Regions from separate parts of the Homo sapiens genome. Here all the other regions are linked to region 2. A link is an interaction called in ENCODE POLR2A ChIA-PET data of the cell type or tissue named here. Cell type or tissue: A673. All regions are shown on one strand.

What was found. ChIA-PET counts read pairs that join two places held together with the same protein. Peaks named below come from ENCODE experiments on the same cell type or tissue, not always from the same donor. Only the 100,000 strongest peaks of a DNase experiment are listed, where the experiment ranks them.
Region 1: POLR2A ChIA-PET joins it to region 2 with 5 read pairs; 4 of 35 experiments call an interaction of 5 or more read pairs at or near these places.
Region 3: POLR2A ChIA-PET joins it to region 2 with 12 read pairs; 1 of 35 experiments calls an interaction of 5 or more read pairs at or near these places.

Annotation. Positions count from the first base shown.
Region 1 is chr10:63,335,390-63,343,389 of GRCh38, forward strand. The region is part of intron 2 of JMJD1C (jumonji domain containing 1C); the gene reads right to left. Among named protein-coding and RNA genes, the nearest start is that of MIR1296, 34 kb to the right of the region's middle. In A673, no CTCF peak of the experiment used is centred here; no DNase peak of the experiment used is centred here.
Region 2 is chr10:63,668,462-63,676,461 of GRCh38, forward strand. The region is part of intron 2 of LOC107984238 (a long non-coding RNA gene); the gene reads right to left. All of the region lies in intron 1 of LOC124902438 (a long non-coding RNA gene), which reads left to right. Among named protein-coding and RNA genes, the nearest start is that of REEP3, 150 kb to the left of the region's middle. RefSeq lists a silencer at 4,868-5,162. In A673, no CTCF peak of the experiment used is centred here; a DNase peak (open chromatin) is centred at 3,280; H3K27ac peaks cover 2,884 bases.
Region 3 is chr10:61,980,943-61,988,942 of GRCh38, forward strand. All of the region lies in intron 3 of ARID5B (AT-rich interaction domain 5B), which reads left to right. Among named protein-coding and RNA genes, the nearest start is that of ARID5B, 83 kb to the left of the region's middle. RefSeq lists enhancers at 5,319-5,981, 5,981-6,120, 7,221-7,470. In A673, no CTCF peak of the experiment used is centred here; no DNase peak of the experiment used is centred here; H3K27ac peaks cover 2,781 bases.

The sequences.
Region 1 (8,000 bases), 330 kb before region 2:
ATTCCAGTTAAAAAGCTAAATATTCCATTTAATATTCAGTTAAAAAGAAAATTGATTCCAAATATAATTCCCCTTAAAAGTTGGCATTTTCACTGCAATGTGCAATCTGAACCATCATACTTGTTTTTTTGTTTTGTTATGAGACAAAGTCTTACTCTGACGCCCAGGCTGGAGTGCAGTGGCACAATCCCGGCTCACCGCAAGCTCCGCCTCCAGGGTTCAAGCCATTCTCCTGCCTCAGCCTCCCAAGTAGCTAGGATTACAGGCACCTGCCACTGCAACAGCTAATTTCTGTATTTTTAGTACAGACGGGGTTTCACCATGTTGGCCAGACTGTTCTTGAACTCCTGACATCAAGTGATCTGCCTGCCTCGGCCTCCCGAAGTGTTGAGATTACAGGCATGAACCACGGCGCCTGGCATAATATTTTCCTAAAAAAAAAACACTTTGGCTGGGCACCGTGGCTCACGCCTGTAATCCCAGCACTTTGGGAGGCCAACACAGACAGATCACCTGAGGTCAGGAGTTCAAGAACAGCCTGGGCAACATGGTGAAAACCCATCTCTACTTAAAATACAAAAATTAGCCAGGCGAGGTAGCTTGTGCCTGTAGTCCCAGCTACTCGGGAGGCTGAGGCAGGAGAATCACTTAAACCTCGCAGGCGGAGGCTGCGGTGAGCGGAGATCGCACCACTGCACTCCAGCCTGAGTGACAGAGTGAGACCCTGTCTCAAAAAAAATAAGAAAAAAAGAAAAAAACCACGTCTATGAAACACAAATATCTAATACCACCCTTAAAATTGTATTAACCATGTAATCTCAGCACTTTGGGAGGCCGAAGGCAGGAGGATCACCTGAGGTCAGGAGTTCGAGACCAGCCTGGCCAACATGGTGAATCCCCGTCTCAACCAAAAATACAATTAGCTGGACATGGTGGGATGTGCCTGTAATCCCAGCTACTTGGGAGGCTGACGCAGGAGAACTGCTTGAACCCAGGAGGCAGAGGTTGCAGTGGGCCAAGATTGCACTACTGAACTCCAGCCTGGGCGACAGAGCAAGACTCTGTCTCAAAAAATAATAATAAATAAATAAAACTACTTACCCAGATTTCAATCCTAATAATACATTTAATTTTCCATTAGTTTCCACATCACGATCCCTAAAGCTATTTCCTAGGATACTTTAAAATCTATAGAATAAATAAAAAAGAAGAATGAGATAGTTAATCTAAAAAACAAAGGACAAATATTATAAAGGGTCAGCACTCACCATCTGTCTCAATGACATCATCAAGGTGTTATGGCTGCTTGGTTTCACACAAATCCTATATTAGAAAACCCTGACAATCCGATATCAACTTGTCATTTTCCCTTATAGAAGAATGCAAATAAACAGAGTGTGAGCCAGGAAAAGCTAATTCCTAATTAGTGCCCACTGCATTCAACTCTAGCCCTCTTTTTTTGTTTGTTTTTTAAGACAGAGACTTGCTCTGTTGCCCCTGGAGTGCAGTTGCGTGATTTTGGCTCACTGCAACCTCCGCCTTCTGTGTTCAAGCGATTCTCCTGCCTCAGCCTCCCAAGTAGCTGAGATTACAGGTGCCCGCCACCACAATCAGCTAATTTTTGTATTTTTAGTAGAGAGGGGGTTTCACCATGTTGGCCAGGCTCGTCTCAAGCTCCTGACCTCAGGTGATCCGTCCACCTTGGCCTCCCAAAGTGCTGGGATTACAGGTGTGAGCCACCATGCCTGGCCAACTCTAGCCCTCTTAACTTCCAAGTTAAGAAATGCTTTGTAAAATCATAGAAACTCCACCATTGAGACCGGCACGGGCACCACTGAGACTGGGCACTTGAGACCAGCCTGGTCAATATGGTGAAACCCCATGTCTACTGAAAATATAAAAATTAGCCGGGCGTGGTGGCACACGCCTGTAGTACCAGCTACTCGGGAGGCTGAGGCAGGAGAATTGCTTGAAACTGGGAGGCAAACCTTGCAGTGAGCCGAGGTCTTGCCACTGTACTCTAACCTGGGTGACAGAGTGAGCCTCCGTCAGAAAGAAAGAGAAGGCGGGGGGGGGGGAGGGAGAGAGAGAGGGAAGGAGAAAGAAGAGAAAAGAGAAGGGAGGAGAAGGGAGGGGAAGGGAGGGGAGGGGAGGAGAGGACAAGAAAAGAAAAGAAAAGAAAAGAAAAGAAAAGAAAAGAAAAGAAAAGAAAAGAAAAGAAAAGAAAAGAAAAGAAAAAGAAAAGAAAAAAAATCCGCTATTGTTCCTCACAGTAATCCACTAACAGTGGCAGTCCTGTTCCTTGGGGAAGCCTCATATAGATTACAGATTCCCTCATTCTTCCTACCACTTGAGGAAGAGCAAGCTGATGAGCCAGAAGATGTGTGATCATGCTCTCATGCCCTTTTCTCCCAGAGGTAAGGTATATTTAGTGACATTCTGTTGTTATTACTATAGTAAGAAATCTCTTCGCAAAGTATTTGATAATTTAAAATTGTAAACTAAAACCACTTCATATTCATTGTCTTAATCACCATAAGAATCTCAAGATGAAGATGTGGCAAGTAAAACTATAAGAGGTTAAATAACATACAAGCTCATAATCTTCATAAAGAAAGCTGAGAGTAAAACCCATGTCAGCTGACCACTAACCCAAGTTTTCTTTTCACAGCGGTAAAAGACCAACATAAATAAACAGAAATACTATTTCTAAAGAGTTTATCTGGAGCTCTTTAGAGTAAATCTGAATATCATCAGTTTTAAGAGACAGAGTCTCACTTTGTCACTCAGGCTGGAGTGCACTGGTGCAATCAGATCTCACTGCAGCCTCAAGCTCCTGGGCTCAAGCCATCCTCCTGCCTCAGCCTCCCAAGTAGCTGGGACTACAAATGTGCACCACCATGCCCAGCTTATTTAAAAAATTCTTATAAGATGGAGTTTCACCATGTTGCCCAGGTTGCTCTTGAACTCTTAGCCTCAAGAAATTATTCCATCTCAGCCTCCCAAAGTACTGGGATTACAGGCATGAGCCACCATTCTCAGCCCTTGATTTGGATCTTAATGATTTGTTTTGTTGTTGTTGCCTGGCTGTTTTTGAAACTTTTCAGATAAAATTTAAGTAGGCACCGCTAAGATAGACCTAGATATAGTGGCATCATTTCAAGGAAGCTTAAGGGCTGACTACACATGCTACATTAGCCACTACAAACTTTAAACATTTTGAATAATCAAATATCTTTCTGCTCCTTAGATTTTTTTTTTTTTTTTTTTTTTTTTGAGATAGAGTTTCGCTCTTGTTACCCAGACTTGAGTGCAATGGTGCAATCTCAGCTCACCGCAACCTCTGCCTCCTGGGTTCAAGCGATCCTCCTACCTCAGCCTCCCAAGTAGCTGGGATTACAGGCATGTGCCACCATGCCCAGTTAACTTTCTGTTTTTAGTAGAGACAGGGTTTACTCCATGTTGGTCTGGCTGGTCTTGAACTCTCAACCTCAGGTGATCCACCCGCCTCAGCCTCCCAAAGTGCTGGGATTACAGGTGTCGTGAGCCACTGCACCCAGCCTTTAGTTTAATTCTTCATCTTGTGTAGTATGAAAGATTATTGTTTCACTTTATGAAGATGTGAGAATGAGCAAATATGTTTTCTTCATCCCAAGAGGCCCCTTGTTTATGGTAAAAAAACAAAAAATATATTTCTATTACCATTCTACAAGCTGGTAGATACCACTTTACCACCTGCCTAACAGATCTAGCCAGCCCAACAGGGAGAAGATGGTACTGTATACACCAATGTAAAGGAGCAAAATAAGAGATTCACTGAAGAGACTTGCTGCACTAAGGCAAATACAGACATCTTAGGAAACAGTGCTGTAAGCAATTATATACTAGCTATATCCTGTATTTTTCTTTAAACCATTTCTCATTCTTAGACATAAGATCAAGAAAAGTGAGGGTGACAAAAAAAATAGAGCTTCAACTAAACCTTGAAAAAATAACACTTGCATATACACGGTATGAGAAAATGGTGGAGGAATGAACAAAACACATTGCAGGCTGAGATAATGACTAGAGTAGATGCAAAAACAAGAAATACATTAAGTATATAGGTTGAGGCCAGGTGTGCTGGCTCACGCCTGTAATACCAGCACTTTCAGAGGCAGGGATGGGAGGATCCCTTGAGTCAGGGAGTTCAAGACCAGCCTGGGCAACATAGTGAGACCACCATCTCTAATTTAAAAAAAAAAATTAAATGTAGGCCAGGCGCAGTGGCTCACGCCTATAATCCCAGCACTTTGGGAGGTCAAGGCAGGTGGATCACTTGAGGTCAGGAGTTTAAGACCAGCCTGGACAACATAGTGAAACCACGTCTCTACTAAAAATACAAAAATTAGCCGGATGTGGTCTCACAAACATTTTGTACCAGTAGCTCAGGTTCACTGCGGAGAAGCTGGACTGAATGATGACTGCAAGATTTTTTTACTCCTTGACAACTGTTCTAATTATCCTTCAGCTGAAATTCTCATTACAGGCATGCACCTGTAGTCCCTGTAGTCCCAGCTACTTGAGAGGCTGAGGCAGGAGAAATGCTTGAACCCAGGAGGCGGAGGTTGCAGTGAGCTGAGATAGCGCCACTGCACTCCAGCCTGGGTGACAGAGTGAGACTTCATTTCAATAAATAAATAATAAGTAAATTACACATATATAGGTTGGGCATCCCTAATCTGAAAATCTGATGTCTGAGCACCAAAATGACACCACATGTGGGAATTTCCACACCTGACCTCATGTGACAATTCACAGACAAAATGCAGGCATACAAACACACAGTTTATTCAGCAACCCTGAGGGAAAAAAAGACCCTCTCAGCCCCCTTTAGCTGCAATATATCTTTTCTGAATACGCCCAGATTACCCCACACATGTGTGCACATAAAGTTGGCCAAAATGGCACATACACAGGCAGGACATGACAATGGCAGGCTCCACATGGAGCCAAGACCTATGTGCATTGCTCACTGTGTGTGTGTGGTTTTTTGTTTTTTTACTTATTCTCTGCTCTGTGGTGTAAAGATACTATTGAAAATGTCAAAAAGTCCTTCAGATATTCCTACGGGTAACGGTTATTAAAAAGAGAGAAGGCATTTATGTTTATATCACAGAAAGTCAAGTTGTTAGAGAAACTGGAGAGCAGTGTAACTGTAACATGTCTTACAAAACAGTATGGTGCTGGCATGACCACCATATATTAATATAACGTGAAGAAACAAAAGGATAGGCCAGGCGCAGTGGCTCACCCCTGTAATCCCAGCACTTTGGGAGGCCAAGGCAGGTGGATCATCTGAGGTCAGGAGTTTGAGACTAGCCTGGCCAACATGGTGAAGCTCCATCTCTACTAAAAATACAAAAATTGGCTGGGCGTGGTGGCAGGCACCTGAAATCCCAGCTACTTGGGAGGCTGAGGCAGGAGAATCGCTTGAACCCAGGAGATGGAGGTTGCAGTGAGTTGAAATCGCGCCACTGCACTCCAGCCTGGGCGAAAAGAGCAAGACTCCATCTTAAAAAAAAAGTAGAAGAAACAAAAGACAGTTAGTTACATGCTGAAATTCATAAACAGAAGTTAGTGAGAAATGCTGTACAAAGCTAAAAATGAAGATTTCAACTGTGTATTAAAAGAATGAATCCAACAGTGTCACAGTGAACAAATGCCACTTAATGGTATTCTGATCATGACACAAGCAAATATCCATCCGGATGAGCTGAAAAACTGAAGGGAACTATAAATACTCAATAGGTGGGTTGCACAAATTTATGAAAAGGCACAGCATTGCATTTTTAAAGGTTTATGGTGATAAAGCATCTGCTGATCATGAAGCAGTACAGAAATTCATTGACAAATTTGCCAAGGTCATTGCTTATGAAAATGTGACGCCAGAACAAATCTATAATACTGATGAAACATCAATGTTGTGGCGTTACTGCCCTAGAAAGACACTGACTACAGCTGATGAGACAGCCTCTACAGGCATTAAGGATGCCAAGGACAGAATAACTGTGTTGGGATACGTTAATACAATATGCATACATAAATGTACACTTCCTATGACAGGCAAAAACTTGTGTCCTCCCTGTTTTCGAGGAGTGAATTTCTTACCAGCCCATATTAAGCTAATGAAAAGGAATGGGACATCTTTTTTGAATGGTTTCACAAACATTCTCTACCAGTAGCTCATGTTCACTGCAGAGAAGCTGGACAGAATGATGACTGCAAGATTTTCTTATTCCTTCAACTGTTCTAATTATCCTTCAGCTGAAATTCTCATTAAAAATAATGTTCGTGTCATGTACTTTCCCCCAAATGTGACTTCATTAATTCAGCCATGCGACCAGGGTATCTTTAGATCAATAACGAGTAAATATTAACACACGTTCTTGAACGACATGCTAACAGCAGTAAAACAGAACTGTAGGTGTGGAAGGTTTTCAAAAAAGGTGAAGATGCCACATACGCTGTTGCCAACGCTTTGGACACAGTTACTAATGATGCAGTTATGTGTGCCTGTAACTATATTCAGTGATGATGGTGAACAAATGGTGACTTGTAACTATATTCAGTGATGATGGTGAACAAATGGTGACTTTGAAGAATTCTGTGTGTCAAGTGAGAAAAAAGTTTCCAACCTTCTTACATATGCAAAACAAATTCCATCACTGTCCATCAGTAAGCTAAAGGAAGTAGATAACGAAGACGACTTTGACACTGATAATGATATTCCAATTGTTCATTCATTAACCAATAGTGAAATAGCCAAAATGGTTCTGAGTCAAAGTGATTATAATAAGTGACAATGAAGATGACATTGTTAAACACTGCAGGAAAAAGTGCCTATGCATGACATGGTAAAAATGTGTGATGGGCTTACTGAAGGACTAAAGCATTGTGCATTCATAACAGAACAAGAAATCATGTCAGTTTATAAAATCAAAGAGAGACCTCTAAGACAAAAACCATTGTTAATGAGGCAGATGACACTGGGGAAAACATTTTAAAAAGCCATCTAGCAGAATACCTCCTCATCACTAGAGGACCCACTTCCTGGTCCTCAAATGCTTCTAAGCTTTCTTCTCACCTAAAAGAAATACAATGTACAGTAACCTTTTAATCAAAACACAGCATCAGAGGTGGAGACTGAAAGCCTGTTGTCTGTTCTTGCTGTTAATATCTGATACAGGTATTCTGGTAATGCTACTGTGCTGATTAGTTACAGTGAACACATTATTTCTTCACTGTACTAATGATATTTCATATTTTTACTGTTCAGTAGTTTTGTGTGAATAAATATAAGAAAATGATTACTTATCAATAGCATATAATTTCAGATTCAAAAATGGTGATAACCATGACTGTCCACATGGGTGGCTGCAATAGTGATAATTTTGCTTTCTAATGTACACAACTTTGTTTAATGCACACCATTATTTAAAATATTATTTAAAATTACCTTCAGGTTATGTATATAAGGTGTATACAAAATATAAACAAATTTTGTGTTTAGACTTGGGTCACCTCCCCAAGATATCTCAAGTATATGAAAATATTCTAAAACCTGAAAAAATCCAAAATCCAAAACACTTCCAGCCCCAAGCATTGTGGATAAGGATACTCAACCTGCATTAAAAAAATAACTGATTTTGGCCAGGCACAGTGGCTCGCGTCTGCAATCCCAGAACTTTGGGAGGCCAAGATAGGCAGACCGCTTGAGCTCAGGAATTAAAGACCAGCCTGGACAACATGGCGAAACCCTGTCTCTACAAAAAATTTTTTTAAAAATTGGCTGGGCATGGTGGCACACACCTGTAGTCCCAGCTCCTCGGGAGGCTGAGGCAGGAGAATTGCTTGAGCCCAGAAAGTGGAGGACACAGTGAGCCAAGATCATACCATTACATTTCAGCCTGGGTGACAAGAGTGAAACTCCATCTCAAAAAAAAAACAAAAAAAAAAAC
Region 2 (8,000 bases):
GTGCAGTGGCGCAATCTCGGCTTACTGCAAGCTCCACCTTCTGGGCTCACACCATTCTCCTGCCTCAGCCTCCCGAGTAGCTGGGACTACAGGCGCCCACCACCACGCCCAGCTAATTTTTTCTATTTTTAGTAGAGACGGGGTTTCACCATGTTAGCCAGGATGGTCTCGATCTCCTGACCTTGTGATCCGCCTGCCTCGGCCTCCCAAAGTGCTGGGATTACAGGCCTGAGCCACCGTGCCGGGCAGATAGCTCACTTTCTGATCATATGTTTGAAGAGCTCACAGGGGCTTGTGCATTTTGCAGCTAATAAATGTTTCCAGTTAAGCAAAATGATTTCTTCTGCAACTGTGAAATAACTTTTTAGGGTTAGACAGTTGACATTTTGGAGATAGTCCTCCATATACATATACATTCTGCTTTCTTTCCATATTCTTACTTTCCAGCCCAAGATTCATAGTCTTAATTTTGTTTGGATATCTGAATTTCTTCTCGGTGTTTAACCCACAGATGCCCATTAATTTTTGTGAGTTGTGGATGTCACAAAACTTTGTGATGCATCCATTTTGCTTTCACTCCTCCCTCCTGTAATGTGTGTAATAGCTCTGTTTTCTAATTGTCTGGTAGGTACTTTTCTCTCTATTCTAAAAAAGTTTCTAATAGCCGTGACAGTGTTTCTTACAGTTTGTCTGCCCTCCTTCCACACCCCACCTCCCATAATCTCAGCAAAAAGGGTTCAGGATTCACCAGCTGTTCCCTCTCTGCCCAGCCCAGCCTGTTTAAGGAGCAGCACTTGCAGCATGTGCCGAAGAAGTCCAAAGGCCCTCATCTGCTCCACCTGACCATTTCCAAAACTCAACCTCAGAAACTGGGCGCTTCTTTATCCCCACCATTGTCAATTCATTGAATACCTACCTACAAGTTCTGTTGTCCTTGAAGCTACTCTGTGTTTAGCCAGTCCTTCCCAAACCCAGTTTTTCAGGATCTCAGAATCAACCTAGTTTATATGCTCTTAAATCTTCCTCCTCCAGAAAAGTCCCCCATTTAACCTAAATGCACGGTCTTGACTTTACCAAATGCCTTCTCGTGGTAGGGCAGGTTCTACTTGGTGACCAGGACCATGCAGGGCATTCTCCCAGGGCCTAAACCCAACCCAGATCTCGGACTTTCCCTAGATTCTGGCACAAGTCAAAAACAGAATCCCAAAGCTGAGAATGCATAGAATTACCTAGGGGTTACTTGTTAAACAGCAGATTCCTGGCCCGGCACGGTGGCTCATGCCTGTAATCCCAGCACTTTGGGAGGCTGAGGCGGGTGGATCACAAGGTCAGGAGTTCAAGACCAGCCTGGCCAAGATGGTGAAACCCCGTCTCTACTAAAAATACAAAAAACTAGCCAGGCGTGGTGGTGGGCACCTGTAATCCCAGCTACTCAGGAGGCTGAGGCAGAGAATTGCTTGAACCCAGGAGGCGGAGATTGCAGTGAGGCGAGATCACGCCACTGCCCTCCAGCCTAGGTGACAGAGCAAGACTCCATCTCAAAAAAAAATGCAGATTCCTGGAACCTCCTTCAGAGATTCTAATCCGTAAAATCTTGGTTGGATCCTAGAAATCTGTATTTCTCTGAAGCCCCTCAGATATATCTGTTCCCAGTGATACAAGGACCATACTTTGAAAAATGCAGATGGTGTGATGTCAATTATCAAGTGACATATTTAAGATGCCTGAGGGAAAAGCCACTTTGCATGAAAACAAAGTCAATTAAAATAGCTTTATGACAGGTTAGCTTTGCCATAAGACATTATCAGGATTTTGATGCTCCCTCCTTTGTTCGTGGCTGTCCAAACCTCCCTCCCTCTTTGGCTCCTGGCCTTGGTTTGGGACCTCTGAGCTGGGGCTCATGCCTTTTGTTATGTATCCTTAGCTTTGCCTCTCGACCTCGATTATGCTAGGAAATCACGTTGTGCTAGGAAAACCTCCAGAATTCCAGGTCACTAATATGCGTATGTGGAAATTACTCCCATATCCGGCTCCTTCCCCTTCCTCTTTCAGGCACAAATGACACAGCACTTGTCAACTGCCTGTGCTTGGAAGGAGCCGTGGGATTAATCCTGGCTAATGAAACATGAGCAGAAGTGACATGTGTGGGATTCCCTTTAGTTTCTCTTCTTCCACCTCCGCTTCCTGGCCACGTATTCCAGATGGTGCAGCGATGAGCTGGTGGAGCCTTCATCAGCCCAAGTCCTTCAGAGACTATGTGGAGCAATATTTGCTGATTTACCTGGAACATGTAGTGTGAGCAAGAAAGAAACTGTGCTGGATGAATCCACTGAGATTTAGGGGTAGTTTGCTATCACAGAAAACCAAAGTCTATTCTGACTAATATGCATTGGTAATGTACTTTAATGGAGTTTCCCCAAAACCACCTCTATCCTTGCTTATTTAGTTGATGGCTGCTGACAGTCTTAAATAATTCAGTATATGGTGAGGCAGGCAATGTAATAAATTCTCTTTATTTAGTGGTAATGGTTGGAGGAGCACCTAATAAATGTACTTAAGTAGATACATCTTTAGTTTGAGACAGATATATTCAGCGGAATCTCTTCCTGACCAATTAGACTGTGAGCTCTTTGAATCTGACTAACACAGAGCTGATGGATTATTGAGCATTTATCTTTTAATAAATCTCAACCAGATTTGGGATCCAGCAGTCATCACTTGCACTAACTCTAACCTGTGCTGAATTTTCCACATTTCTTCTGGATAGTCTCTGTTGTGTAGACACATAACCTTAGTGTATCTTGTAAGTTCAGAAAAACATTAGGATCTGTCCTGATAAAACACCTTAAAATGACTGAGTCACATTTTTTTTCATTTAACTCTGCTAGATGTGGCATGAAAGCAGGGGGCAGTCACAGACCTGCAGAGCCTTTTAAGTTTCACTCCTGTGGATTTGTATTCTGTGTGTCCTCCTTAAAAGCTTTCATTGCCCATACAAGGCGAGCTAGGTTGTCTGATTGTCCTTGTTTTACCTTTGCAAATGCTTCAATTGTGCAGCTGGAAGAATGGCCTCTGAACAGATTCTTCTGGAGTGATCATCTGATTCCTGGCCCAGAGCAAGATGCAAACTGGCAATTTTCTTTTGTTGTCTCTACCCCCTCCTCTGTCTCCATCCCCCAACTCCAAATCGTTAGTTGCATTTGAAAGTTGTTTTTTCTTCCTTTTTTTTCTTTCCTCCCTAGTTGTATGCACTCCTAGTCTGGCTGACTTTCTGGGCTCTGATCCAGCTTAGTTTAACATTGTTTATGCCTTTCAGAGCCTTCTTGGGAGATTGGTGCTTTAATTAAGAACATATTGATTTTAGACACTAGAAAATGTCATCTGACCCAAAATATCTCTCCATGTTAAACCTCCTCAACAGTTTTCTCACTGAACCATAATCACTCCCTAAAAATAATCACAGTCTATTTTGAGCATATTTACACTTTTGAATGTAGCTTTGCTTATAGCACTCAATCAACACATTTAGTACACCTTGGCTAAAATATTCTCCTCACCATAGTTTTCTAGTTTTTTTCCTTTTCCTACATTTTAGTTCATTTTTATCTCCAAGAAATCTTTAGTTCAATAGCCACTAAAGACACATCTAAGATTAAAAGGGGACAATTACCTTGGAATATAATAGTTGTTTTTAATAACTTGTCATACTTTAAATCTTAACCTATCTCAAGACAATTTGAATTTCATGCTAACTAATTATCTGGCAAGCTCCTGATTTGTGACCTATCAGTGTCACCCTTCACAAATATCTTTTCCTTCTTAATATTTCCTTCCTTAGTATTTTAAAATAGGTAATTCTAATTCCAATATCAAAATGGGAAAAATATATGAATGATCAGGTAATTGACTAAATAAGGCAAACAAAGAAAAACGTATTGTCTTGGTTTGGGTTCCCTAGCCCAGACAGAGATCCTGAGACAAGGATTCAAGTTCAAGTTGTTTACTTGGGAGATGATCCTAGAAAACACTGACAGGAAGTGGGGAAGTGAAATAGGGAAAGGAAGGAAGCCAGCAAAGGGTACCTCAAGCCATTTCCTTTGTGGGCAACTGGGATTCAGTCCTGCCAGGGAGCTCTGGGAGACAGTGTAAAACATTCCCCAGAGTTACCGCACCTAACAAGCGGGATATTTACCCCTCAACAGGGTGCCACTGGGCACCTATACCTCAACTTGGTTGCTCCTTGGAGTGTTAATTCTCTGGCACTTCCTGCTACTCTTGCACAGCTTCTTCCTGCTGTTAAACCAAAGAAACACTCTCAGCAGTCACAGTGATCTGGACAGGAGACAGGGAAATGCTGGAAAGAAGAGGGCAGTTCCCTGGCAAATGCCCCTCCCTCAAGCCTGGAAACCTGCGGCCCTAAATGGGAACAGGCATTCCTGTTTTTGCACCCAAAAGTTGACTTTTGGCCCACCACACCCCCTATCATGTACCCATACCCCAAACCCCTGGCTCCACAAGGAGACGAACAGAAGAGCAGAAGAATGGCAGCACGGCATGACAGAAGAGAAGGAGCGTCTGAATGCCGAGAAGATTTTGGCTGGGGACATTTGGAGAGGAGGTGGGCCACTGGACAGCCAACCTCCAGAAGAAGATCATCTTTCCAGTTCATTCTGCTTCTAGCTCCCCATCCATCCTGCTGAGAGCCATCTCCACCACTCAATAAAATCCCCGCATTCATCCTTCAAGTCCATGTGCCACCGGATTCTTCCTGGACTCCGGACAATCACCTGGGTACCAAGAGGGCACTGACCTGGTTAACACTTAAGTCATCCACGAACAGCAAGGCTAAAGGAGCGCACCATGACACACGCCCACTTGGGCTTTGGGAGTCACAGGCTTCCACCCCTGGACACTGCTGTGGGGCCAGAGCCCAGGGGCGCTTGCCCTGGCTCCCGTACCTGCCCATATGCGTGCCGCCTCTCCCATAAGGGGTTTGAGCACACACAGTGGAGCCACACCTCTGTTGCACATCCTGTGTTGGGGGAGTCAGGAACTTTCCTGTTTCAACAGGTCCTCTGAGTAAGCAGCCAGTGGCTACAGAGGTGGAAGCTGGAGGATATGGAAGGCCTCACAGTGCCTGCTATTCCTATTAAAAGATGATCAGTCTCACTAGTAATCAAATACATGCATATTAAAATAACAATGAAATATTATTTTTGACATATTTTGACATAATTTCGACATATTAGAATGGAAAAGATTTTCTTTCCAAAGAGGAGAATGTTGGAAAACTGGCACTTATATACTACTGGCAAGAGTAAAAGTACAATCTTTCTGTAAAGGCAATTTGGAATGTGAATCAAAAGCCTTAAAATTGTGCTTCTCTTTGATCCAGAAAGTCTGCTTCTAAGAATGTATTCTGAGAGGATAATTAGGCCAGTCTGCAGTGTTCACTGAATCATGTTAAAAAAGACAAATAACTATAAAAATATAAATGTCTAATAGTAAGTGATTGGTTAATCCCTCATTCATCCATCTAATCCATCCATCCAGTAGAATATAATGCAGGCATTTAAGCTGATTCAGCAGAAGTGATTACCTGGAAATATTTTCACAATATACTGATAAGTGGAAACATCAAATGCTCTATTTTGTTTAAATATATATGAGTGTGTTATGCATATGTGAAAAATTCTGGAAAGACAAAAACCAAAATGCTAAAGGCAGCTATTGCTGATCAGTAGAAATACAGGTATTTAAAAATTGTTTTGATAGCTTTTTGTAATTTCAGAGCTATTTATAATAGTGTTAAAGAAAGCATATATAGTTTATGAGGTTTCTATATAAAGGCCACTTAGGATGCAATAAATGTTACATTAAAAATGTCAGGCTGTGCGTGGTGGCTCACACCTGTAATCCCAACACTTTGGGAGGCTGAGGTGGGTAGATTGCTTGAGGCCAGGAGTTTGAGGCCAGCCTGGGTAATATGGCGAGACCCTGTCTCTACAAAAAAATAACAGTTAGCCAGGCATGCTGGCTAATTTGTGGTCCCAGCTACTCCAAAGGCTGAGGTAGAAGGATTACCTGAGCCTGAGAGGTCGAGGCTGCAGGGAGCCATGATCATGCCACTGCATTCTAGCCTGGGTGACAGAGTGAGACCCTGTTTAAAAAAAAAAAAATTATTTGTATAAAATAAATGTAGAATGATAATTTACTTGTGAAAGTCACCCCTATAAACTGAAAGCATAAGATACACATCATCTCATCTTAAATAAATGCTTTTGTTAAATGAAAATCACTTGATTCTTTTCTAGAAAAATGCCACTTAGCATTATCCCTTTTCCCTATACAGAAATATGGGTCATCATAACTTTGTCTTGAGTAAAGTTATAGCTCATGTAATTTTGCAGTTTGGAGGAAAAACTTATAGCGGGAAACAAAAATGGAAGTAGATTGTGTTTAAAACTTTCGTTGTATATCCTGTAGTTAGAAACATGATATAGCAACCGAAACATGTTTTCTCAGAAGATCAAAAAGACGTAGAAGTAATGATCAAAATTTTATGACTCTTTATGGTCTAAAATCACGGTTTTATACCTTATCCAATTTGTTTCTCACCAAAAACTCTTTGGGGTTACGTTATTACTATCCCTATATCACAGGTGAAATCTCTGAGGGCTAAGTTTTAAATAATTTTTTTCTACCTTAGCTAAAAAAGCTTCTGTCTTAGGAATCAGAGATTTTTCTGATTCTTAAGCTCATTTCTTTTCCCTTTCAATACTGGGCATGAGATTTGGAGTCACACGGCTTGGCCCTTGTCCCAGGCTCTCTTAGCTGGGTTATGCATGAGCCCAAGTTCCCTTATGGGTAAAATAAGGATAATAATATATACAGATTAGGGCAGTTGTTCCCAAACTGTAGAATGCATATGATTCACTTGGAGAGCCTGTTAAAGCACAAATTCCTGGGCTCCATCTCCAAGATTTCTGAACCAGTAGGTCTGGAATGGAATCTGAGAATGTGTGTTTCTTACAAGTTATCCGGTCATGCTAATGCTGCTGGTCTAAGGACAATACTTTGAGAACCAGTGGCCTAGGGTATATTAACTTTTGCTTCTACTGAGAGGTTTGTTTGTTTGTTTTTTTAATCTGTCCATGGCATTCAAATCACAATTTGGATTATAAATTGTTCATATATTTTCTGTGGCTGTAGATTTTTTTTATGTCTTTTTTTTTTCTTTTTTTTTTGAGACAGAGTCTCATCTGTTGTCCAGGATGGAATGCAGTGGCACAAACACAGCTGAACCTCCTGGGCTCAAAGGATCACCCCGCCTCAGCCTCCTAAGTAGCTGGGACCACAGGTGCATGTCACCATGCCCAGCTAATTTTCTTTTTTAAAAAATCTTTTGTAGAGATAGGGTCTCACCATGTTGCTCAGGCTGGCCTCAAACTCCTGGGCTGAAGCAATCCTCCTACCTTAGCCTCCCAAGGTGCTGGGATTACAAGCATGAGCCACTACACCTGGCCTTTTAATGTCATTTTTAACTGTTTCAGACTTTCCCCAAAATAAGTCTTTGCTATGTTGTGCTTTTATGTTGGAATTATGAATAATATCACTAATATGAAAATTATTTGGGGGTACGAATAGTGTTTATAGTTACCATTGTTGATAATAAAAAAAAGTAAGCTAAAGACTTTGATTTGTCTTCAGAAATGAAGAAAATAATGTGTGAGGTACCCACCCCAAATTGCACACTGTATCACTCAGGACTGCTGCTTATCAGCCTCTCTCCATCATAAAGCCTCAGGTGGAAGTTTCATTGTCAGGGAAACAGAGAAGAAATAAAGCAGAGTGACCGGAATATGCACTGCTTATTTCTTCCTTTATTTTTTTCCAGCTACCCCTGGAACTTGAAAGTAATTGGACAATCTTCCCATTCTGGAAGAAATCTTCATATTTGGGTTGTAGATCACAGACTCTCCAACAGAGAAGTGGGCCTA
Region 3 (8,000 bases), 1.7 Mb before region 2:
CAGTGCTGCTTCCGTGGCATCTGCCTTTGTGTCATCGGTTCATCTGGGCACAGGCCTCTCTCAGAACTTATAAGCAGTGGCTATGACTGTGGGCTTTGGAATCAGACAGACCTGGGTTCCAGAGTCACCTTGAACAGGTTGCTTAATCTCTCTAAGCCTCAATTTCCTCATCTATAAAATGGAAGCAGTAAACTTATCCCTCATAGGATTGCTACAGTGATGAAATACACATCAAGGGCTTAGAGCTTGCCTGTCTGTAGTGCATGTTCAATCAAAGGCAGCTGTATTCTAGCAGGACAGTGCAATAACTGAACACTCTTGGTGGGTAGCCTGAGTTTTGTTTTGTTTGTTTGTTTGGAGACAGAGTCTTGCTCTGTCACCCAGGCTGGAGTGCAGTGGCGCACTTTCCACTCACCGCAATCTCTGCCTCCCGGGTTCAAGCGATTCTCCTGCCTCACCCTCCCAAGTAGCTGGGATTACAGGAGCATACCACCACACCCAATTAATTTTTATATTTTTAATAGAGACAGGGTTTTGCTATGTTGGCCAGGCTGGTCTCAAACTCCTGACCTCAAGTGATCCACCCGACTCAGCCTCCCAAAGTGCTGGGATTATAGGCATGAGTCACCATGCCTGGCCTGAGGTTTTTATCTTTTTTTTCCCTGTAGTTTGGCATTAAATGTCATAATGACTGTGGTGTTAATAAACATCAGGAAGTGTGCTTGGCAGTTTGCAAACTGGACCTTATCTTACCTGTTCAGGTGTGTGAGATCTTCTCAGAGATGGAACAAGTTCCTCAAGTTTATGATCTCAAAACCCACAATGTCTGTTCCTCAATGCAGGTCTCTTAACACCTGTCTGTTACATTATGTTGGTCATCCAAGGATGCATTAAGCAGAAAAGAAACACCTCACCTAGGTGTTACTAAATTCCATTATCCTCCTGTCAGACGTCCATGGTGGGAGAGACTTTGGTCCCCACCAACCTGGGTTTCTGCAGGGTTTCACTACCTGCCTTTTTATAGAGTCTTGTATAAGACAAATGGCATTTTAAGCTGTTTTTCTTTTTGCAGGTTTGGAAATCTTATTTAAATCAATGTAATGAGACACTTTGAACAAAATGTAATCATTCTCACTTCTCCACGTGTTGGAAGAAGCAGTATAGAGTTGGAGACTTGGGGTTAGATTAGAGCTGGCTGTCTTCACAGATTTGCATCCTTGCCGTGTGCTCTGAGTTGTCACAGTGTATCAGATAGGTGGGATGTTTTTGCCTCTGTGCTAAGTAAATTACATTCTAGAAGAATTAAGAGGGCTGTTATTTCATGGTGATTTTTTAAAAAAAGTCAGACACCCCAGAACCGAGCTAGAATTGTTGGACCAGTTTTCTTCCCTTTTCTTCTTGGCCTCCTTCTTGTCAAGAACAACTGTTCTCCAGTTTTCAAGAAGGCTCTGTTGAAGTGGAAACATAAGCCTCCATTAAAGTATAAGGGTTTGCGAGGAGGTCAAGGGAGTCATTACTTTGTCTTTTACAACAAGGATGTATTTATATATTCTGAGTTAAAAAAAATGCTTTTAAAGAAGGTGTGAGCAAAGATAAAAATTATTTCTTACAGCTAAAGAAAAGTAGTCTCTTCATCGTTATCCATGAGGGAATAACTCATTGACACTTATAAAAGAGCGTCCTAGCCCAAGATATCATGTGGTGGGAAATTTGATTGGAAGAATCTCTTCCACTAACTTGTGCATGAGAATATTTGTTCCAGCTCCAAAGCCTTAGAAGCTGTTAGAGAAAGGTGGGAGGGTATTTGGCTGGCCTTGGGAAATGGTAACCTAACACTGGAAGCCCCTTGCTTTTGTTCTCCTTATTGTACATAAGAAGATGAGATTTTATTTCCAGATTTCAAAACACGGACCAACTTGCAATAAGAAATAAACCCCCGCCAAGGTGATGAATTATGTTGCTTTTTAATTTAGAAACTGGCCCTCCGATCAGAAAGAGTAAGGATGACTTTAAATAACCAGATTGATTTGCAGGTTGGGGCAAAGTAGAGGGATCTGGTGGATCTCAGAGACTCTTTCTTGGCTGCCTAGAACCTCATATTGAGGCTCCTTCAGAGGCTGCTTGTGTGAGCCTCTGACTAAATCCTTAAAATAACTGCTGTTGGAAGTCCTGTAAGTTTCAAAATTTGTTACTGGAGCAAGGAAAGGGTGTGTTGGGTGTCTCACTCGGCTTGAAGTAAGGACCTGAAAGCTTAGCAGCCAATAAAAAGAGAATTAGGGGAAGATGAATATTAATTTTAGGAAATACAAACCTCAGTTTTCTCATCCAAGCCCTTCCTTTCCTCCTCCTCCCATTTAGAATTGAAGAATTGCAATGGCTTTGACTTAAAAGGATAAGAAAGAGTAGTGATTTTCTTAAATCGGAGGAGACAAACATGGAATTTTTATAAAATGTAATATTTGCTGGTATTTAAGTATACTTTGGTGGTATCTTGGCTGGCGTTCAGAGACTGTTGAAATCATCTTGATTGTGAAAAGTCGCTAAATGGAGCTGTTAAATTGTGCTTCGCAAATTACATTTAGCTGCAAAGTATTGGTTCAGTCTAGGCCTCCTGAATGATAACACCTATTATATAGATGTTCTCTGTCCACATCCCACCTGAGGAAAAAAAAATCACATCAGGTTTGAAGTTCAGTTGAGGCAAATTTTATATTAGTAATATCGTTCATTATTGAGAGAGATCTCGGCTGCTGACCTGCGTATGAAGCACTTGCCCCATGGAAGTTGTGGCAAGCCAAGTGCCAGAAAAAAAAAAAATGAAAAAGGAAATATTTAAATGGTAGACTATGTACTTGATGTATCCATTTTTCTTCTGCATGAACCCAGTCATAATCCAAATTATATTTTTTAAACCCCCTTTTGTTCTTTTTTTTTTTTTTTTTTTTTTTTTTTTTTTGAGACGGAGTCTCGCTCTGTCGCCCAGGCCGGACTGCGGACTGCAGTGGCGCAATCTCGGCTCACTGCAAGCTCCGCTTCCCGGGTTCACGCCATTCTCCTGCCTCAGCCTCCCGAGTAGCTGGGACTACAGGCGCCCCTTTTGTTCTTACTGTTGTACCAACCATAGCTTTTAAAATCTCAGACTCAGAGATGAAATACAGAACATCTTTTTCAGAGCTGGGACATAAACACCTTCAAAGTGCTGAGCTCTGGGATGTGCTTTACGTTTTAATTATTCATCCCCTGGGCTCCACTGTTTCTTTGGGAGCCACCAACTCCTCCTTGGTCTGGAGTCTCATCTGTTTTCTCCATCAATGGAGGATAGGACTGGGAGCTCCCTGAGAGCAGGTGCTGTCATGTTCACCCATGTAAACCCACTGCTGAACACAGCATTTGGCACTGAGTAGGAACCAAATAAAGGTTCGCTGACTGCATGAGGAAAGCATAGACATTATCCTTGCATATCTACATAAGGAGACTTAGGTTACTCTTCCTGGGATCTTGCCCTCAGATGCTGCTTGCATGGTCTCTTTCTCCCTTGAAGAGACTTCATCTGGACATTGAACGTGGTCTTCCTTGAACTGGGGCCAGTGGAGCTTGCTCATGTGGAGGCAGCAGGTGGGGGGGGCCTCAGTCAGCTGAGTGAAAGGAGGAAGATGAAGGCTAAGGTTTAGGTACAACAATCCTCCAATATATCCTCCACTCTTGCTGGAATGGAGAGTAGGCCCATCACTACCATGCATGAGCGCAGCCTCGCTGCCTTCAGGATTTAATAGAAAACCCATAGCATTGCCACCAAGGTTCTCTCAGAGTTCCAAACCCGTATTTCAGACACAGCACCTAAATTCCAGAGTCCTCACTGGTTCATACCAGTTACAGCCCTGGGGACAGGAGATTCTCCTCTCTCCTTCTGACCTTTTGAGGCAGCAGGGGCAGGCAGACCCACACATTGGGCCCAGATCTATTCTCCAGGCCTCCTTAGCTGTGTGACTGTTGTTAAATTACTTAATCTCTTTTTGGCATCAGTTTGCCCATCTGAAAAATGGGGCTCATAATAACTTCCTTAGGGCTGCCCAAAGGAGGAGAGAGAATGTTCATGACTGACAGGCTGGAAAGATTAATGAGTCATGGTATTTTAATCTGCCTGGGGAGTTTCTATGTATCCTTCAAAAGTTAGCTTGAGGGGTTTCTCTTCCCTGCGAAGACTTTCTTCACTCTCTTTGCTACCAAGATTCTGCCTCTGCTGTGACTCTTGTCAGAACACTTACTTGTATTAGGTTGGTGCAAAAGTAATTGCGGTTTTTGCAATCCTGTTTAATGACAAAAACCGCAATTACTTTTTGCACCAACTTAATACATCTGTTCACATGCCCACCACCTTTTCTAGGCTATACACCCCTCTTTAAAGAGGGATGGTGGCTTTTGGTCTTTATCCTCTTGCCACCTGCTACTTCTTAATCCACAGAAGGTATTCCCTTGGTGTCTGACCAGCCAATAGATGGAAGACCATTTTGATGTTAAATCCTTTTTTTTTAACCACATATTATGTTAATCCATTTATATGAAATGTCCAGAATAGGCAAGTCTATACAGACAGAAAGTAGATGAGTAGTTGCCAGGGTGTTAATGGGTATGAGGTTTCCTTTTGGGGTGATGAAAATGTTCTAAATTGATTGGAGTGATGGTTGCATTGTGAGTGTCCTAAAAAACATTAAATTACATATATGTAATCGTATCATTTTTAATCTTATCTTTTTGAGGATACAATGGGTGCAATTGTGTGAGCTACGTGTGTATGATGAGAATCAGGTGGTTGTGGATCTTTGTCCCGGGATCAAAAGAGGAGAAGTAATAGAGAGAAATAATAATACCATTGTCTTCACTTAGGCTGAAATGTGCTTTCTAAGGGGTTAAAAGTAAAGAATTGTGCTGGCGAGGTGTGTTCTGTGCAATGGTCATCTGTTTTTGAGATTATCTTCCAAATAAGGCAACACCAAGCTTCACTTAGGGATTGTTTTGAACACAAGACTGGAAGAGATTCTTTAATACTGCAATCTGAAACCAGAAATTTGCGTCTCATAAAAATCACGAGAATTCTCAAAGCCACCAGCCCACTGGAGGGTCTCTGAGAGGTACCTGGGAATACCATGAATCTGACAGGGCTCTTCTCAGAGGTTCAGAGTCAAGCAGAAGGCAGCTGGGGTGTGTTGAGAACAGTGTGAGATTTAAAATAGTGCCAGGCAACTTGCCCCTGCCATTAGCTGGATGACCTTGGGCAAGTCATTCACCTCATTGAGCTGCCTGTGTCCTCCTGTATAAAATGGGACTATTCTTGACAGACCCTAAGAGAGATTCTAGGAGGATTGAATGAATCTAAGCACATGAAAGGGCTTTATAAATTTGGGAGTGTTATACAGATGAGTGATTATACCATGCATAATAAACTATTTGTAATTATACAGTGTTAAGCTGGCTGTGTGTGCTGAGAAGGAGAGCTGAAGGGAGCAGGGCAATTGCTGTAATCAACATTCGGGTGTGTTATGTCCCCAAAATGTGATCAGGGAAACACTAACTTGTTGAGGTGAGCCATGAATGACAAAAAAGTGGGGGAGGGTGAGGAAGCGGATGGGAGAGGATTTCATGGTAAAATAAAGTCAGAAAAAGCAGCATCTTCCCCCCTGTGCATTAAAATGTCCATTAGCATGTTAAAGGCTCCAAGCTGTTTGTGTAACTTTTTGTTAAACTCAGTGTTTCCCGTGCTGTGGTGCCCCTTTTCCACATAACCCTTGGTAACATACTCCCTTCTTTCTCAAGGAACTAGTGTTCCTTGGCATACTTTGGAAAACAGCTTGCAAAGCAATAATCAGACAAGTACCTACGGGGCGTTCACTGTGTGCTACATTAGCCTGACTACTTTGCATCTTTTAACTACTGTTAAAGACCCCCCAGGAAGTCACTGTTCTTAAGTCCATTTTACAGTTTGGGAACCCAAGGCTTAACAAAAGGAACCAAAGGAAGACTATAGAGATGGGGTTAGGGTGAAAAGAACCATGAAGACATCTGGGCACTAGTAAGAAGCAAGAGGAAGACATAGTGCTACCTGGTGAAAGCTGCCGTCAGGGTGGAGCTGTGGCCTTGGCCAGAGCTGCCAGGCCAAAGCAGAGATGGGGCAGAGAAGAAATATGACAACTTCTCACTCTTTCCCACATGCGATCTGTTAGGTGTCTCCCATTGGCTGAACAAGCAGAAGCCAGCCAGCCCATGAGGGAGCCCAATGATACAACATTCAGGGGTCACAGAGCAAGGAAGAAAGAATGGGTAATAGATCCGGGAGTAGGATGAGAACAGAGGGACAGTGAATAACCAGAAAAAGAACCAACATTAATTAAAAATCTATCATGTGCTTCGCTTGTTTCCAGGGTGTTAGGAATTCAGACATGCTACAGACCTAGCTCCTGCCCTTCAAAGAACCCATATTCTGGAAAGGAGAGTCCAGCTTGAACAAGTAAATGCAGCCAAGTGTTACAGAGTAACTGTATCTTAGAAATTAAGCTGATATTCGTGATCCAAAATAGCAGATTTCTGGCAGCAAGACTATATTCTCTAGATCAAGGGTCAGCAGAGCCAGATAGTAAATATTTTAGATTTGTGCACCATAAGGTCTCTGAGGCAAATGCACCACTCTATAATCACACAACTGTGCCGTCGTAGTGTAAAAGCAGCCAAAGACAATATGTAAATGAATGTGCATGACTATGTTGTAATAAAACTTTATTTACAAAAACAGGTGTTGGGCTGAATTTGGCCCATAGTTTGCCAACCCTTTCAAACAGAAATAACCTTAAAGAAATATCTGAGAGATACCCAGAAACAGGGATCTGTAGCACTGGTAACTCATGGTATGAAACCACAGAACTATCACTGGAATTAATATAGTAGTCACGAGCAATTTGTTTATTGTCTTTTATGAGAAAAGAGAGGTAGGTTTGGATGTTAGAGATTGGGGAAAAGGGGATATTTGCTGTGGAAATGATTTTCAGCAGATGGTAGGTACTTTGGGAAAGGTGGCTAAACTAGAGCCATCCTCCTCCTGTCTTACATCAGCTTACTCAGTACTAACCCTGTACAAAAAGGAAGTAAAACAGAGCACATCTGTATCATCAGCTTTCAATGATGTTCTTCCATGGTGCACTGTGACAGCACATTAGAAGGTGCCGGAGTTTTTATATGACTGCTTTGCCGTGAGATTAAATAGTGGTTTCAGTTTCCAGTAGGTTTCATAAGTATCTCTTTCAGCTGTTAAATTACTTTTAGTAATGTGCACACTAGAAAAAGAAAGAAAGAAATATCCATTCTGAACAACTGGGTGTCATGACAGAAAACAGAGCAGATGGTTTTGTGGACATGGCACCAAGTGAACCTGTAGCTGGTTACAGCAGAAGGATATGTTTAACCCAGAGGAGAGGGCTCTCACCAGGTCTTAACAGTTGAAGCTTTTAAGAGATTATTATTTTACTTTGAATTGATTTTTGTTATTCACCAGAAACCAAAGGTGGCAAGCGAGAATCTCTACTAAAATAACTATACTTGCTAACTTTGGGTCTTTGTTGGGGCTTTGGGGTATCAGAACAATGAAATAACAGGCACTGTGAGGCTTTTCCTCCTGTTCTGTTCTCCTCTCCTAGCTATATTTCAGAACATCTTATCTCAAGATAGTTGGCCAAAAGGAACCTGTACACAGAACAACCTCATTTTTCCCAAGTGCCTCTTCGGACCCAGGACACAATGATTTTAAAATTTCTTTTCAGGCAGACGCTCTAAAGAGAGCTATGCTGTTCAATAAGGTAGCCACTAGCCACCTGTGACAACTAAGCCCTTGCAATGTGTCTTGTCCACTTCAAGAGATGCTATAAATGTAAAATACACACTATATTTTGAGAGCTTACTATGAAAAAATAATGTAAATATGTCACTAGTAATCTTTTTTTTTCTTTTACTTTTTT